Linked DNA regions of Homo sapiens: region 1 is linked to region 2. Evidence: read pairs that join two places in POLR2A ChIA-PET (ENCODE). Cell type or tissue: CD4-positive, alpha-beta T cell. All regions are shown on one strand. Each heading gives the region's core, and the rest is flanking DNA. Links, peaks and the distances in the headings are about the cores only. Region 1 has its middle 12 kb from the start of PRKCQ-AS1. Region 2 overlaps PRKCQ (protein kinase C theta).

The links. ChIA-PET counts read pairs that join two places held together with the same protein. Peaks named below come from ENCODE experiments on the same cell type or tissue, not always from the same donor. Only the 100,000 strongest peaks of a DNase experiment are listed, where the experiment ranks them.
Region 1: POLR2A ChIA-PET joins it to region 2 with 15 read pairs; 10 of 35 experiments call an interaction of 5 or more read pairs at or near these places.

What each region holds. Positions count from the first base shown.
Region 1 is chr10:6,589,880-6,595,260 of GRCh38, forward strand. No RefSeq gene overlaps it. Among named protein-coding and RNA genes, the nearest start is that of PRKCQ-AS1, 12 kb to the left of the region's middle. In CD4-positive, alpha-beta T cell, for the core only: no CTCF peak of the experiment used is centred there; DNase peaks (open chromatin) are centred at 2,402 and 3,462; H3K4me3 peaks cover 1,256 bases; H3K27ac peaks cover 4,291 bases.
Region 2 is chr10:6,527,314-6,532,619 of GRCh38, forward strand. All of the region lies in intron 1 of PRKCQ (protein kinase C theta), which reads right to left. Among named protein-coding and RNA genes, the nearest start is that of PRKCQ, 50 kb to the right of the region's middle. In CD4-positive, alpha-beta T cell, for the core only: no CTCF peak of the experiment used is centred there; DNase peaks (open chromatin) are centred at 3,068 and 3,858; H3K4me3 peaks cover 1,357 bases; H3K27ac peaks cover 4,934 bases.

The sequences.
Region 1 (5,381 bases), core at 119-5,118, 62 kb after region 2:
GTGTCTCCAGCCCTTTCCCGTCCTCGCTGCTGTGATTCAAGCCCCCTCCTTCTCTGTGGGGCTTCCTCCGACCTCTCGATTTCACTGTCACCTTTCTCTCTTCCTCTCTCTCCTGCTTCCTCCCTGTCCACCCCCATCTCTGTCCCCCCAGGGCCGAGTTTGTTTTATATCTCTTTTGGTATCTCCTCTGGTTTTCTGGCACCATGTCTTACGTAGAGCAAATAATAATGCTTTAAAAAATTCTCGATAAAGGAAAAAGTTCAGTAAAGTGTGAATTTCACATTGTAGTCAGTGGTTAAATGCCTCAAACACTTAAAAAGTAGAATTTATCTCAACCTGGGCAGAAGGCAGTCCATGCCAATTTCTAAATGGAATCCAATAGCAAGAATGCACAAAGAACAAGCAGGAGTGGTGAGGATTTCCTCACTCTGTCCCTCAGAGGTGGCGCGTCTCATCTGTGAGGTGAAAGTGTCATCACGTCATTGACATAAAGTATAAGTACAGGGAACATAATCATCTGGGAGATTTTAATTTGAGTTAATAAGAGATGAGATTTTCAGGCTAAAAGTCTTGGGGCTGGACAAAGAATATTTAAAAGGAGGGTTGGTGGATAAAGAAACTGTGGTATATTTATACGATGGAAGACTACTTGGCCATAAAAAGGAATGAATTAACAGCATTTGCAGTGACCTGGAGATTGGAGACTATTATTCTAAGTGAAGTAATTCAGAAATGGAAAACCAAACATCATATGTTCTCACTGATATGTGGGAGCTAAGCTATGAGGATGCAAAGGCAAAAGAATGATACAATGGACTTTGGGGACTTGGGGGGAAGGGTAGGGGGCGGCGAGACATAAAGACTAGAAATATGGTGCAAAGTATATTGCTTGGGTGATGGGTGTACCAAAATCTCACAAATCACCACTAAAGAACTTACTCCTGTAACCAAATACCACCTGTACCCCAAAAACTTATGGAAAAATAAATAAAAGAGGGTTGGATGATAAGAATTTGTCATCTTGTTTTCTGAATTGTTCAATTGTACTTAATTGTACTTCTTTCCTTAAGGAGTTGAAAATCTTCCTAAACTGCTGGAGGATACACCTCTGATAGCTTGAGACAAATATCCTCTTGATCATTGTTTCACCATATTTGTCTTTGCTCATGGAGAACCATTTTGATCCGTGGTTTAGCCTCCCAGGTGATTGAACAATACCGGTGATCTGAGGCAGACCCTCTGTGACGGATAACAGGTGAGTCTCTTGCATGTTTTTGCATCATGTACTGATTACCCAGACAAAACTGAGTTGGCACAGCTGCTAAATCCAGGATCAAGTGCTGGGATAGTAGTCATTCAAGGAGGAGGTGTCCTGAGGGGCTCATCCCTCAGTAGCCAGCTGTGCCCAGAGCAGAGAGGGGCACAGGGTGACAGAGTGAGGCAGGCAGAGGAAGCCGCACATGGCCAGGTGGGAATGGACATCAGGCTCCTGACTGCTCTCCTCACCCAGCTACACCTTCAGCTTTTCACTGGCAGACACCTGTGGCTGCTGAGATACCATCCCCTCCAGTGAGTCGGCTGGCAATTAGCTTATGGTCCTAAGGATATTTCTGGTGTTGCTGAGAAAGTCAGAGAAATAGAGGAAAATGTCAAGCTATGCTTTTAGAAAAGAGTAGATGTTAACTTGTTTGGCTTCTGACTCTCAGCCTTAAAGAAACATGTCACCTTCTTCCTCACCTGTAACGGCAACAAATCCTCGTAACAAACATCTTCCATTGATACTTGAAGAACATGCTCACATAGTAGGTGCTGGCTAGTTTGTACAACACGCCTCTGCTTGTATTTATCTACTCACAGGTGAGAATGAGTTGAAATAAAACGTGGAAGTTCCTAGGAAGCACTCAGTATTGCCCCTCCCTGCCCCTTTTCTGCTGTTATCTGCTGTGGGAGCAGGGGAGCAGGGCAGTGTGCTGTGGTGGCAGATGGTGGACTTCAGAGTCCTAGAACTCCCAGATTCATGATCATGACAGGTCTGGGCTCCACCACTGACAAGCCATGAGGACTTGGGGAGTCCCATGATCTCTCTGGGCCTCAGTTTCCTCTGCTGTAAAACAAAGCAATGGATGAGATAACATTTCTTTCCACTTGATAAATCCATAAAGTGCAAAAGAACCTAACTCTGACAAATATTTGTATAATATTTTTACTCCAGCAGGATGCATGATTTGTATTCAGCTGAGATGGATTGACTAAAAATTACACCTTCTGCTCACTCTAATTTATTGCTGTAGAAGAAAGAATAAGTGAGATATTTCCATTTCTAGTGACAGGTGGCTGGCACTTTGAAACCTTCCATTTCATTACTCACCTTAATGTTTTCACTAAAACACATGTGGTTTTCAAACACAGGAAGGAAAACATGGTAACCTGTGGTTACAATTTCCACTAGAAAATAGAAAAGGTGTAGGTCAGAAAGAATGTTTGTGGGGTGTTCCTTTTTTACTTTAAACATGAAAACCCATGTCAGAAGAGTTTTCTCTTGAGAAGAACACTGTTAATTGTTGCAATTTTCAAAAGTTGATGAAAATGGGGCCCAGTGGCCTCTGTTGTTGCAACCAGGGCAGTTGTGGTTGAAGAACTCTGAAGGCTTTAGTGCCAGGGATATTTTTAATCTTCCACTGTGTCTTCAAGCAGTCTCTCTCTTCTCTTTTAATTCAAATTCTGGGAAGCCTAAAGAAAATGTCTTTTCAGGCAGTCCTTCTCATACCCAAGTAGCTCCAAGAATCCCTTTTCAGATCCCATCTTGAAGCAAATTAGCTTGTTCAAATAGCATTTCCTCTGTAGCAATTACCTTCACAGTTATTTTCAGCTACTGGTTCCGTAGTTTGCTGTGATCAGTTGAATTTACCTGATACCTAAAATTAATTAATTCTTCAATAAATATTTGGAGAGCACCAACTAAGTTTACGACATGCGCACACATCTGAGTTAATTGGTTAATCAGAAAGAAATGCAAAACACAAAAGAAAAACTCTTTTGAATTTTCTAAATTGTAAACATCTACAACTACTAGAGATATGGAGTAAGTTTTAAGTAAATTCTATTTTCACAAGAGACTGGTATTTGAACTTCGGAAGTCCTCTTTCCAGATGGCCGGGGTACCTAGCAGGAGGGGGTGGGAAACCACTCCAATAAATGTTATGCGTTGGTTCAAGAAACCAGCTGTTCAACCTGCAAGAGAAAAATGTGTTAACGGAGTAATACATACATAGTAGTTTAGATTTTTTTCTTCTAATTGCTTTACTGATGACAATCAAATAAGAATATGCGTAGAGCTCTTCAGGGTATCAATAAAAACAGATGCAAGTCATGTTCACGTGCAGGTTCAGTTTTAAAGGGAAGAACCGCAGCATACATAGAACAGGAGAGCGGGACTGAGCTGTTCTGTACCAAGCTCTTATCTGCCAGACAAGATCTTATCTTACGTATTTATACACAAGCACAGATGTGCATGGTGAAACATGCATTTGTATCAATACAGGATAGCACTGGGGAGGACTCCTGATGGGTGGGAGGACTCCTCCAGTACTTGTTCCACTGCAGCCTGCCCTCGGCACAAGCAGCCAGAAAGATTCCCTAACAGCAGAGTCATACCTGCCACTCTGTCCCAGCCCCCAGGGCTTCCTTCTCCCTACAGGACCTGGCCAGTCCCTAGGCCCCAGATCCGCCTCTGATTCATCTTCCCCACCCAGCTCCAGCTGCATCAGCCCCTGTTTGCTTCTTAGCATGCCGGCAGGCTGGAGCCCAGGGCACAAGTCTCCATGTTTGGCTTGAACATCAATTTCTCCAGGATGATTTCCCTGATGACTCTGTTTTAAATTTCAGGCCCTCTGTAACCCCTGTCCACACATACACACTAGACCCTATGCTCCCTTTCCCTATCTCCCTCCCCATCCCTCTTCCCAGTTGGCTTCACCTTTCTGGAATAGAAACTCTATGCAAGCAGGGATTTTCCCCGTGTATCACTTATTATTGTATCCCAACAACTAGAGAGTACTTGGCACATAGTAGACGTTCAAACAACGTTCGTTCAATGAATGCATGAATTAAATGTAACTAATCACAATACATTCACAGATATATGAAATAATTCACTTACTTATGCAGAAGAATTGGGTAGCTATGGATTTAATTAGTCCTTTCACGTCTTAAGAAGTATTTAATTCATTTACAAATATAAACAAAGAGCAAATTCTTTACCTCACATGGAATATCCTCTTTTGGACAGCTGGCATCAAATTGGCTCCGTGAACATTAGTCATAACACAATGGTCATCTTTCTTTATTCATTGGTCATCATTCTAACAGTGTAGAGTCAGAGTCCCTATCTTTCAGATAGGGAGCTGTATTGGTTTTCTACAGGTGCTGTAAAAAACCTCTACAAACTAAGTAGCTTAGAACCAAAATGTATTGCTGCACAGTTCTGTAGGTCAGAAGTCCAGGCTCACTCAGTTGACTTCTTCAGGTTTCACAAGGCAGAACGTCGGGTTGCTGGCTGGCCTGGGCTCCTACCGGGAGGCTCCAGCAAGGTGGGAGGAAGGGATCCCTTCAGTGTCCTGAGCAGCACTGTGGTTGCCTCCCTCCCTTGGCCAGAGGAGAAACATTTTAAGAACTGACACAGATGGCACTCGTGCCATATGGATAACTCCTACTAGTCTGGAGTGTGGCTTTGGTGCTGTTGCTGCAGACACCTTGTGCAAATGAATGGCTGAGGAAGACCCCCTTCCACACGATGCTGAGTAAGAGGAGCTAGTCTCGGAAGAAGAGCACAGACCCTGTGATTCCATTGCCTCAAATACCAGAGCAGGCAGGACCTTATCTGTGGCGGTCAAAATTAGATTAGTGGATTCCAGGGTCAGAGGGTGGTGGACAGAGTTTGACTACACAGGAACATAAGACACATTTCTGGCAAGATGAAACTATTTTATATCTTTTTGAAAAAGTTATTTATTTATTTATTTATTTAAGTTAACGCTTAATTTTAATATAATTGTATATATTTATGGTATACAACATATTTCCACATGTGTGCACCTTGTGGCATGGCTAAATCAAGCTAACTGACATACGCATTACCTTACATACTTACGGTTGATTTGTGGTGAGAACACTTAAAATCTACTCTCTTAGCAATTTCAAGTAATAACAATACATTGTTATTAATTAGAGTCACAATGTTGCACAATGGATCCCTTGAAGGAGTCCTCCCCTCTATCTGAAATTTTGTATCCTTTGACCAACATCTCCCTGTCTTCCCTTGCCCCCCCTCAACCCCTCCCCCAAGCCCACTGCCACCGGTTTTCTATGTTTCGATTGGGATA
Region 2 (5,306 bases), core at 307-5,306:
TATAATTTCCATATCTAGAAAACAGCAGTCAGTAAAAGATATAAAAACTGTAATGATGATGATGTTGGTTATGAGGACAACAGCACCCATCACTTACCGAGCAGTTGCTAATCATGGTCATTATGAGAAGGCTCATATTTTCCCTCCCTGTGTTTTCAAACAGAGAGGCTTGCATCCCTCTAACCTATCCTCACTCCTCATCCCTGTACCCCAGGAAGAAGAGTGATTGATCTGATGGATACGTTTGTAAAAGAAAATAAAATCTCAGGCCCCCCAAACCAGTTATGCCAAGGGGAGAGGTAAGCCTGGAAGCCAAGTCCTGCCACCGTGCCATTCTTTTTCCCCAGGAGACAGCGGTCACTTCACAACCCTGTGTCACAGCATTCTACGTAAGCCAGGCTCCCACAATGACAAAAGGCCCCGAGCTTCTCCCAGATGGCCACCGTCACACACTGCTTACGAGGAAATTCCTTTCTGGCCCCTAAATCCTTCAGGATCCACATTCCCCTACAAAACAAGCCTATGCCGATTGCAACCCTAGGACTGCAACCTAAGCTTAACTTCTAAAACTGAGTTCTGTTTTAGGAACTCAACTGACAATGTTGATTTCAAGCTCATCTTCCCAGGTACAGAAGAAGGGCCAGCTGAGATCAGTCACTCTTCTCCTGACTCTGAGGCAGGTGCATAATGGATTTGTTCCTCTGCTCCCTGTTCTCACACATTTACCTTATCTTATGTAAGACATGGATTTGGTAAGCGCTAATTAGAGCCTCACTGCCTCCCTCCTCCCTCTTCCCTCCTGCTTGCCCCCTCTCCTTAAGCACTGAGTTCCTAAAACCCTCTTTGGAAAGCACAGGTCACAGGTGCTTCTGGGGCTGGTGTTTTTCCCGGGTGTGTCCTCAAACTTTAGCTCAATAAACCTCAACTGATAGAGAAACTTGCCTCAGTCACTCATTTTTTGGTTAACATGTTCTACATGAATAAACCGTTCCCACCCATCTCCACCCTCCTCTTCTCATGTTGCAGGATCTGCTGATCTGCAGAACCATTTCTGCACTATCCTTGGCCATGTCATAGGCTGGGGTGGGGTGGGGGCGCATCCTCCTCGGTTGGCAGGGGTGAGAGGGTCCCTGACACAGTCCAGCATCGCCTGGGACGCTGTGAACAGACGACCAACTTATTTGCCTGAACGTTTTAGCCATCTCCATCGATCTGGCCTTTGTTATAACTGGTGGACATGCTTCTCCATCTCCCTGTCTCCTGATCTGCCTCTCCGTTTGTTCTAAGCACAAGCATAGCCAAGAGGGCTTATGTGTTGGATCTCCCACAACCCACAAAACTGTGCAAAGGACTCACAGTGAGTAAGCAACAGCACCTGAACCCAGCTTTGGTGGCTAAGTGTCTCCACCCAAACTAATACGTTATTTCTTGTTAGCAAATGTCTTTGAAGGTTAGGTCAGGGAGGACATGAATGCATAGAGTTTTCGCTGTAGACTGTTTCTGTCTGCTCCCACCTGTCCCTACTTGCAAAGGACATGTTATGACTGTAGGGACAGGCTTTCCTGGCAACTTGCTTAATTATCTTAAGCACTATTAGGATGTTTCTCCTTGTACCTGGGGCTTAATGATCTTTCTTTCTACTCCATGGCTGTGGTTTGAAGAATGAAGAATTGGGTGATATAAACAGAGATGGAGTTTCTCGGAATACCCTAAGTTCTCTTCTGGATGTCAGGGCGCCTGTGCCTATCTGGGTAATTTTCTCAGCATGTCATAAGCCTGTGCAATTCCCTCCAAGCTTCTGCCATTCATGCCTTTAGAAGTGGCTGATTGGGATCAATGAGGATTTCTATGGACAAAGTCTAGAAAGAAGCTAACTTCATCAGATAAAGTTGGGAGGAACTCAGCCTCCCTGGCATCATTTTCTAACCATGGTTAGGATAATCACTTACTAGACACAAAGATGCTGCCTTCTGTAGGAGTAAATGGAAATGTAGGACTCTGCTTCTTGTGTCAAAATTTACTCTGAAAAGACAACCTTCTCTCTGACTCTACCATCTTGTGACCCAGCAGCTCTAACTGAGATGCTGGATCCCTTGCAGTCCTCCTGACATTTCTTCCTGTCATGTAGGTGCTCAGTGAGGAAGAGCACACCACCCAAAACAGGGGCGTCAAGTTGGGGCCAGGGACTCAGGTGCTCTGGTCAAAGGGTACCTAGACTGAGAAGGGGATCTGAAGCCCCTGGGCATGAGGCTTTGCCATTCTCGAACCTTTGCATGGCCGAGTTCAAAAAGGCACAGAGACCCAGGAAGGAGTTAACATGTGAAGGAGCTTGCAGTTTGTAAATGTTGGTGTCATGGAGTATAGGCCAGCTCTATCAGTTTCCAAGCTGTACAGTCTTGGACAAGTGACTTAATCTTTCTGTGACTACATTATCATATCTGCAAAACAAGGTATATAATGGACCCACTTCATCAGGGTCTATGAAGGATTGGGTCTATGTCTGTGTTGTGATGATTTAATGAATTAATCCATGGAAAATGCGTATGACAGTGTTTGGTGGAAAAGATGGCTACGATGATCACACCACACTTTTCTAAAACATCCTTAGAAATTCTCCCTCATGAAAATACCATAGGAACTTGTTTCATGGGTCATCAGACATGGCCCAGAACACCTCTGAACCACTTGCCAAGGGGATGAAGTGACACACACATTTGTTTTTTGCTGTTAGTCACGAAGCATTTGGAATATCTGCCTACTATATTGCAAAGCACTGCACTGGATATGCATATGGGACAGGGTCATGTTCTCAACACATCATGGGGTAGGTATGGGGCAAACCTCTCCTTCCTAGGGCGCGGTCAGAGAAGGAGCCTTCGAGAGCCTGGGCTCCACTTTCTTAACCTTTGATCCCATGAATAGAGACATGGCTGGTTCCCATGAACTTGGCGTCAGAGTCAGAGCAAGAAATGGCAAAGTGAGCTGTCGCCCTTGGGTACACCAGTAGCAAAAACACTCCTGTCCTCCTATGCTGCTGTGACACCACACCCCACTTCCTCCCGCGGGCGTGTGACACTTTTCAAAGAAAATACAGTATTTGGTAGTATCAATACAGCAAGCGGAAGCAGCAGTGCTCAGTCCGCAGTGAGCTAACAGTTTTATAGAGAATACTCTACGGAAGCCCGCATGTGCCGGCTCTGCCCGGCAACGGGGGACTGGGCTATCACAGTCACAGGGGGGGTTGTTGCAAATAGAGGGACAGGGTGGACTAGGGAAGGGCACCGGGGGAAGAGAAAGAAAGTGCAGAAAGAAAGAGCTGGGTCTATCTGGGCAGATGCATGCGTTTAGGGCAATGTGAATTGCTCACATCCAGTTGCAGTCAGAAACGTCGCCAGCTTACAAATGCAAGTGTCGTAAAAACTTGGCTGCAGTTGTTTGGGGTTTAGAATCCACAGAAACTCTAAAATTAGGTAATACTTAGGTTCCTAGGCCAGCCCCTTCACTGACCGTTCATCTGCTAATTCAGAAAGGAGCCAAAAGGAATATATGAAACTGACCACCCATTGGCATTGTTCTAGCTTACGGGACTCTCTATTTTTCCTCCTCACTGTGACGTTTCAGAGTTACTGTAGGCTGAGTATCCACTGGAGGCCTAATTTCTGAATTCAGAAAACTATTAAGTTGTTTTATGATGTGAGAAAAGGACATCTGTACTCTCACCTGTCAGCAGGGTGGAGCCCACATGTTCTCAGAGATGGTCCTGGAGAAACAGCAACATCAGCATCCCTGAGACCTCTTTAAAAATGCAAATCCTGCAGCCCCACCCAGAGCTGCTGGGTGAGAAGCTCTGGGGTGAGGATGGAGCTTTAGCAAGGCCGCCAGGGAACGGATGCATATTGAAGTTCGCAAAGCTGCCCTGGAGTCAGCTCCACCAGGCCAGGCCAGCAGCTTTCTCGTTTCTATTTGCTCAGAATCCAGCACAGTGCCTGGTGGTTCTAAATCAGTGGTTCTCAGAGGGTGATGTTGCTCCTCTGAGCAACATTTGGCAATGTCTGGAGACAGATATTTTTGGTTGTCACAAATGGCGGGAGGGTGTGCTTCTGGTATCTAGTAGGGTGAGGTCAGAGATACAGCTCAACAACCTACGATGACAGGCTAGTCCCCCAAGCACCCCCCCAAAACCAATAGTGCGGAGGCTGAGAAACCCTGTTCTAAATAAATGGCAATGCCGAGAATATCTCCCCAACCCATTCCTCACCACTTCTCATCACTTCCTCATGTTCAGTGAATTCTGGCCCCACCCAGAGAATGGAAGAAGGTAGATTGAGGGACTCTGTCTCTCTCTCTTTCCCATATTCCCTTCTCATTTAGGGACCACACGTGGCACAGGAATTGACCATGTAAGATGTTCATAATAAGCATCTTTGGAATAAGTAAATGGATGAATCCATTATAATAAGACAGGAAATAAATCAGTTAGTGGATCTGTTTTTTGTTTTTTTGTTTTTTTCATTTTGAAAGCTGAAAGTGCCCTTATTGATCTCGTGGTCTGCCCTCTCATGTAACAGAAGAGAGAACTGAGGCTCAGAAAATTAAGGTGAGTGATCAAAGCTATCTACCTAATTAGCAGCAGGAAGGGATTAGGAGCCAGTTCTCCCAGCGCCTCCCTCGGTCCTCTTTTGGCCGGGCCAGTGTTTGACTCTTCCAGGCATCACTCAGTGAGGATCTGATTTGAATAGGTGATTGGATTTGCTCATGCACAGAGTATTAATATTACATATGCCGAAGGATTGTTTAATCGGCCAGATGTCGGACCCTATCAGACTTAATGCTTGTGACTTGTACTGATTTCTGAGCAGTGTAGCAGCATCCAGTGCAGTAGCTGGCATTCAATCAGCCAGTGGCCGGGTGAAATGCTCATTCTTCATACTTTAAAAGGGGCTTTTCTATATTCATCATATGCATATAATATGAAGAGATTAAAAGCTTAGCTTCTTTAAGAAAAACATGGTTTAAAAACAGTACTTGGTTATGGGATACATAGTTGGCAAATGTCAAGCTTCTACTTTACTTGGTGAATTTGTCCTGAGCCATTCAGATTATTTTGTGACAAGAGACATTGCTTGAAATGTGCTTCGGTCTACAGTCATCCCACCCCGACTGCACCCAATCTTGACATGTGCTTCAGTCTACAGTCATCCCACCCCGAATGCACCCAATCTTGACATGTGCTTCAGTCTACAGTCATCCCACCCCGACTGCACCCAATCTTGTCTGAAACGTACTTCAGCCTGTTCTTACAAGAC